2 separate regions of the Homo sapiens genome follow, and region 1 is linked to region 2. The links are chromatin contacts, found by Hi-C or POLR2A ChIA-PET in ENCODE. All regions are on one chromosome and are shown on one strand. Each heading gives the region's core, a stretch centred on a gene start or an enhancer-like site at or near the end of the contact. The rest is flanking DNA. Distances are from core to core; before and after follow the strand shown. Region 1 overlaps TMCC1 (transmembrane and coiled-coil domain family 1). Region 2 overlaps IFT122 (intraflagellar transport 122).

Evidence for each region. Hi-C counts contacts between places; a loop is a spot of excess contacts on that map. ChIA-PET counts read pairs that join two places held with the same protein, here RNA polymerase II (POLR2A). Pooled maps may share reads with other maps.
Region 1: a pooled map shows a loop between it and region 2 (2.4-fold over the local background). The contact joins two enhancer-like sites. A Hi-C loop is called at or near these places in 3 of 50 pooled maps. POLR2A ChIA-PET finds 5 or more read pairs at or near these places in 2 of 52 experiments (OCI-LY7 and T-cell).

Annotation. Positions count from the first base shown.
Region 1 is chr3:129,675,231-129,678,749 of GRCh38, forward strand. All of the region lies in intron 4 of TMCC1 (transmembrane and coiled-coil domain family 1), which reads right to left. Among named protein-coding and RNA genes, the nearest start is that of PLXND1, 70 kb to the left of the region's middle. Within about 2 kb of position 1,926, at least 2 of the 41 ENCODE cell types and tissues checked have a DNase peak (open chromatin) inside an H3K27ac peak, as active enhancers do.
Region 2 is chr3:129,488,710-129,492,072 of GRCh38, forward strand. The region is part of intron 16 of IFT122 (intraflagellar transport 122); the gene reads left to right. Among named protein-coding and RNA genes, the nearest start is that of RHO, 38 kb to the right of the region's middle. RefSeq lists silencers at 969-1,177, 1,584-1,653 and an enhancer at 1,577-1,871. Within about 2 kb of position 1,687, at least 16 of the 41 ENCODE cell types and tissues checked have a DNase peak (open chromatin) inside an H3K27ac peak, as active enhancers do.

The DNA of each region.
Region 1 (3,519 bases), core at 676-3,175, 190 kb after region 2:
GGAAGGCTTTTCTTAAATATACAAGGAAAGGCACAAATCCAACAAACAAGATTGAGTCTGGCTCCATATAGTACAGTAGTGAAGCATGGATTCTGGCATAAATGGCTTGGGTTCAAATCTGGCTTTGCTACTAGCAAGTTATTTAGACAAGTTACTTAACCTCCGCATCCATTTCATCAACTGTACTAATGCTCACTTTAGAAGACAATTATGAGGATGAAATGGGTCAACAAATATAAAAGGGCTTAGAACAATACCTGGCACTGAGTAAGTTGTTAGCACTGTTTTTGTACCATGAAAGTGGTTCTTTTAAAAAATTTAAATGTTAAGAGTTCCTAGAATATATTCCCGTCCAAGATCTTTCCACATTTCAGGCATGAACAAGAGATACGTAAAGAGTGAACCAAAGGAATAATGTAATTCAACATTACAATAAAAGTAATATAGTCACCTATGCTAGATATAGTTGGCCTCGTGGCTATACACTTGGCTAGCTAACCTTCCAATCTTAAAAACAACATTACAGGCTAGGCGCAGTGGCTCACGCCTGTAATCTCAGCACTTTGAGAGGCCGAGGCAGGCGGATCACGAGGTCAGGAGATCGAGACCATCCTGGCTAACACGGTGAAACCCCATCTCTACTAAAAATACAAAAAATTAGCTGGGCGTGGTGGCGGGTGCCTGTAGTCCCAGCTACTCAGGAGGCTGAGGCAGGAGAATGGCGTGAACCTGGGAGGCACAGCTTGCAGTGAGCCGAGATCGCGCCACTGCACTCCAGCCTGGGCGACAGAGCGAGACTCTGTCTCAAAAAAAAAAAAAAAAAAAAAAAAATTACAGATGTTGTTATCACTAATTTACAAATGACTTGATTGCCTCCCACCACCAGTTATTACAAGGCAGGATGAGGAAAGCAGCAGCAGTCCCAGCTACTCAACAGGGTGTCTTTTTCTGACCATATCCTGAGGGGCTTTTGTACTCTCCTGTCAGAGTCCAGAGCATCAGTGCAGCAAATACTGCCCATTCACAGCTGATATTAGAATTTGTAATTAATTTGTATAGAAAAAGGTAAAAATCAGTCAGTTAAATATATTTTGACTGTTTATTATATGCAAGGCAATGCGCTAAAAAGCTAGGGATATGGTCAGAAGCCACAATTCTGATCTGTTGCTGTAACAGACTATGCTGCTTTGTCTGCATTGTATCTCTTAATATTAAGAGATAGTTTGTCAGACTTAAATTTATCTATTAACTGATCTGAATTAATTGACAGAAAACAACCCAAGAGAAAATCTAAACAGCAACACCTCAACATAATCAGGGCAGAGTGGTGCCATTTAGAGCGCAGCATTTAACTTAGCTTTGTTACTTAGCTCTGTCTACTTTCTCTAAGTAGATGAAAGTGTCAGAACACAATAGCACCCAGCTTTGAGAATAATCACGTGTAAAGGCAATGTGGTGGAAAGGGCAAGAATAAGAAGACCTAGGTTCAAACCTAGCTTTATCACCTTACTAGCTGTGTGGTTTTGGGTCACCTACTTGTTCTCTTTCAACCTTAGTTTTCTCATCTATACAACAGGGTTATCATTTTCTAATGAGATTTTTTGAAAAAATGTTAAAGATGTATTAAGTCAGATGATGCCTGCCAAACATGGTAAACTAATTAGTTACCTTCTTCCATCACTTAACCTGGCCTGTACGTTCATTAATCAAAATCCAAATACCTATTTGTAACTAGAAAAAATTAATAAATTGACCAGGTGTGGTGGCTCATGCCTCTAATCCCAGCACTTTGGGAGGCCGAGATGGGCAGATCACTTGCGCTCAGGAGTTCAAGACTAGCCTGGGCAACATGCCGAAACCCTGTCTCTAAAAAAAAAAAAAAAATTTGGCCGGGTATGGTGGCACACGTCTGTAGTCCCAGCTACTCAGGAGGCTGAGGTGGGGGGATTGCTTGAGCCTGGAAGGTCAAGGCTTCAGTGAGCTGAGATTGTGTCACTGCATTCCAGCCTGGGTGACAGGGTCCCCCAAAAAAGAATAGTGACTCAGGCTATAATATTCAAGAATCATTCTCACAAGACTTTAGAATGAAGTATATTATATACAATTAGTCTGAAGTCTGTTAATGTGGGAAAATGTTAAAAATTTTCTATTTTCTGAGCATGTGCTAACCAGGAAAAGGAGACGGTAACAAAAAAGGTGCTTTTATTACTGAGAATTAAAAAATACATATAATATTCATGTGCAGACAAGCCAATGTGACTATAGAACTGCTCAATAAGTTCTCCTTTACAAGTTAATTCCTGCTACAAATACTTCAATGATACAGTGTCATTAAAACAGAATATTTCTCAGCCTTAGCTTAATTCTATTTATTTCAAGCAATTGTGATAAGATGAAATTCTAAAGTAATGAAGGGATCCAAAATGCTCAATAGGGTCTATGATAATCTGGCTCTCCCTGAGCTGGTTGTCATGGCTTGTTAGGAAGCTTGTGAAGAGTAGAGGGTCCAAGGAAGAGCTGTTCGAATGATATACCCCTAATCCCACGTTAGGACTAATTACTCTTCTTACTCTTAAAAATCATTTATTTGCTGATGAATTCTAAATGTACACCACTAGCTCACACTTCCCTTAATACTAGACTCAGATATCCAACTACCTACTTAGTATCTCTACTTGCATGTCCAACAGTCGGTTCATTTTTTATTTGTTTTTGAGACAGAGTCTCGCTCTGTCGCCCAGGCTGGGGTGCAGTAGCATGATCTTGGCTCACTGCAACCTCTGCCTCCTGGGTTCAAGCGATTCTCATGCCTCAGCCTCCCAAATTACATGGGATTATAGGTGTATGCCACCACACCTGGCTAATTTTTAGTGGAGGCGGGGTTTTGCCATGTTGGCCAGGCTGGTCTCGAACTCCTGGCCTCAAGTGATCCACCCTCCTTGGACTCCCAAAGTGCTGGGATTACAGGCATGAGCCACCACGCCTGGCCAATTCTTTTTTTTTTCTCATATACCTTATATCCATATCCACTTAATAACAACATTAATAATCATAGTTGCTAATACATATAGTATACTTGCTATGTGCTAAGCACTGTTCTAAACCCTTGGCATGTACATTGTTTAATTCTTTTTTTTTTTTTTTTTTTGAGATGGCGTCTCACTCTGTTGCCCAGGCTGGAGTGCAGTGGCATAATCTCGGCTCACTGCAACCTCCACCCTCTGAGTTCAAGCAATTCTTCTGCCTCAGCCTCCCGAGTAGCTGGGATTACAGGCGTGTGCCACCATGCCCGGCTAATTTTTTGTATTTTTAGTAGAGACGGAGTTTCACCATCTTGGCCAGGCTGGTCTTAAACTCCCGACCTCATGATCCACCCGCCTCAGCCTCCCAAAGTGCTGGGATTACAGGTGTGAGCCACCGTGCCCGGCCTCATTGTTTAATTCTTTATAGTAACACTATGGAATGGGTATTATTATTTATCCTAATTTTATGGCTAAGAAAACCAAAGCATAGGGAATT
Region 2 (3,363 bases), core at 437-2,936:
TGTTCTCTGTGGGAAGCACCTGACTAGTAGCCTGGCACATCACAGGCACTCCGTAAATGGCGGCTTTTATTATCGGTGTAGTCACTGGCCATGATGCTGCACACAATGCTGCTTTTCTTAGCATCTGCCAACTAAGGTGGGAGAGATGGTCAAGGTCTCTGATTCTGACAGCAATGTGGGCACTTCCCACGTACCTTCATGGCGGGATTCATGGACTTGATTCGTTGTGTCCTTTCCTGGCCTAGTCTATGAAAGCTAGAGAGATGGCTGAAAACATCTGACCCCTCTCTGCACATAAGGAAAAGCCCAGGTATGTTCCTGAGCTGTGTTTCCATCTAGAACCTCAGATGGAGGAAGGAATGGCTTCCAACCTCCACTCCCCTACCCCTTCCCTCTTTATCTCCCCACAGTCAATTAATGAGCTGCTCATTTTGTCCATATTCCCGGGCTGACATTGAAGGAGTGGCAAAGAGGGACGTGATGCCCGCCTTGGGTTAGATCAAGACTTGTAGGCATGAAGAGAGGAGACTGGACCAGACCAGGACTAAGAAGCCTGGCTGAGAACGAGCTGTGTCACATAAGGGGCTCTGGGACCTCAGGCCAGCCACTTTCCTTGGAGCCCCAGTCCTCCCAGTTCTGAAATGGGGGTGGTGAGAATGCCCGCTGCAGTCATGAGGCTTAACTGAGATGTTGTAAAGGGGAATTTAAATCAGGGATGGTTGTGCAGATGCTAGCCATTACTAAACAAGGGAAGTGATCGTTGTGTAACAATGATCTAGATTATATTTTTAGATGTCCTCAGTGTAGGAAAGTGGAGATGGAGGAGGCTGTAAGAATTCAGAGGAGGGGCCAGGCGCGGTGGCTCACGCCTGTAAATCCTAGCACTTTGGGAGGCCGAGGTGTGCGGATCACAAGGTCAGGAGATCGAGACCATCCTGGCTAACACGGTGAAACCCCGTCTCTACTAAAAATACAAAAAATTAGCCGGGCATGGTGGCAGGCGCCTGTAGTCCCAGCTACTCCGGAGGCTGAGGCAGGAGAATGGCGTGAACCTGGGAGGCGGAGCGTGCAGTGAGCCGAGATGGTGCCACTGCACTCCAGCCTGGGCCATAGAGCAAGACTCTGACTTAAAAAAAAAAAAAAAAAAGAATTCAGAGGAGGGAGGAGGCATCTCTATGGAGGGAGCTTCCCTCTCCTGCCCCACCCAGAAATGCCAGCAGGGAGGGAGACGACAAATCCCTAGAATAGAAAGGATTGTAAAAAGCCACAAGGTTTAATATGAGTGTTTACTGATATTTTTATAAATATATATATTTTTATATATTTGTTTAAATATTGAGACGGGGACTCACTGTGTTGCCCAGGCAGGTCTTGAACTCCTGGGCTCAAGCAGTCTTCTTGCCTCAGCCTCCCAAAGTGCTGGGATTACAGGTATAAACCACCACACCCAGCCAGATTTACTATAGTTGAAAAGTAAGTGTATGTGGTATATATCTATTGTGTACAACATGCTGTTTTGAAAAAGCCACATGATATTGAAGATAGGCTGGATGTTACTATTTCATCTAAATCCCGAGTACCCCACCTCTTTACTCTGTGCCAGGCACTCAGGCTCACCAGCTTGGATATAGTGGTTCCTAGAGATGGACAGCCATCCCCACTAGATGGCAGAGAAGAGCTGCTGAGCTCCCGCCAGACCCTGAGCAGAGCTGCAGGTTCCTCCCTATTCCCAGGCTTCCCTCTGCTGAGCTCATTCAGGGGCCTTGTGACTCTGACCAGGCACCCTGACGCTGCAAAATGTGTCAGGTTGAAGGAACTCGGAAACAGATTTATTAATGGGCAAATCCTAGACACTAGCACAGCTGAGCTACAGCTAGAAAGACCCTTGAGAGGGTGTCAGTAGCAGGCCCCTTTCCACAAAGAAGATGGTTGGAGCCCAGAAGCAGAGAAGTAGGCTCAGAGCGAGGACTCAGACCTCGAATGCTCCTTTCCCTCTTGGCCACTGTGCTGGGCTTTGCAGGGTTGCCCTCTCAAGGCGCTTTAAGGAAACCCAGATCTAGAGGGTGATGTGTAAGACCTACAGCTTGGGACACAGGTAGTCTTAGCCCTGTGTTCCTTGGCCCATGTGATGCCCGCATTGCCCTTTTCTACGAATTCCTCTTCACAAACACTTGTTTGCCAGGTTCTGACTCTGATGCCTCCCTTAACGCTGCCTCCCACCCCTGCTCATGCTCAGACCATTCATCCGTGTTCTCCAGGCATGTGGTTCGTAGTTGGAGAGCTCTTAGCTCTGGGAGGTGTCATGATCTGTTTAATTGACCAGCTTTCCCTGTTAGAATGTGGACCTCTGAATTGTGGAGGGGGACAGGGGCCGAGACATGTTTCTCCCTGGGTCCTCAGTCTCTTGACAGGAAGCCTGGTCCTGTGGGATGAAAAGATAAAGTTGCATTGTGGTCACCTGCAAGGCAGGCCGGGGACTTGCTCATCTCCCGAGGTCTTTTCAGGAGGGAGGATGCCATGCTGCTGAGCAGAGGCTGCAAGTGGTCAGGATTGCTCTGCGTGTTCAGTTCAAAGGGCTCTGGAGCTGCTGCCTCCTCTAGGCACAGGTCAGCCCATTTTGAATGGGGCAATAAATGGTGACAGCAAAGCCACCTGAAAGCAGCCTGACCTGGTGGCTTGTGCTCCTCCAAACCCTGGGCAGAATCTGAAAGCAGCAAAACTAGCTTAGCTAACACCAGTCTGCTTGTTCCTCAGAAACTTCTAGAGGTCCATGAGTTAAAGTCTCTGGCTTTACTGTGAGTTCAAGGCAAGGGCTGCAATTTTAGGGTTTACATAAAGAGTTTGCCTTCCACAGACTTGGTGGGATTCATTCCCTACCCCTCCACCTTCTTCCAGAATCTGTCTTTATACCCTCTCAGCTTTCCCCTCCTCTGCTCCCTCTGTGGTACCAGGGGCTCTGGGTCCCCTGTGTCTGTGGCACCACTGGGTAGGCATAGCTGTCCCCTGCATTCTACCCATGTTGCCAAGATGTATAGGCAGTCTCTCATCAGTCCATGCATCTCATCCTCTCCTGCTGTGATGCTGCGTGACCCCCCAGAGGGTCAGACCGGCTTGTTCTTCTTTGGGTCTAGAGTCTCCCAAGGAGGCACCGCCACAGACTGTGGCATCACGGTTTTGTTTTACCTGATCTCAAAATGACTGATGCAACTGGGATGTCTTTGCTGTTCTTTACATGGTCCAATCCCATGGATAAAGCCATGCCTCGCTGGGTGGTATAACCTCCTGCACGCACGATGATTAATCTGTGCTTGCTCCCTTCCTCTCCTCTGTGGCTCACTGTCTAGATAGAGCTTGACTTCCCAC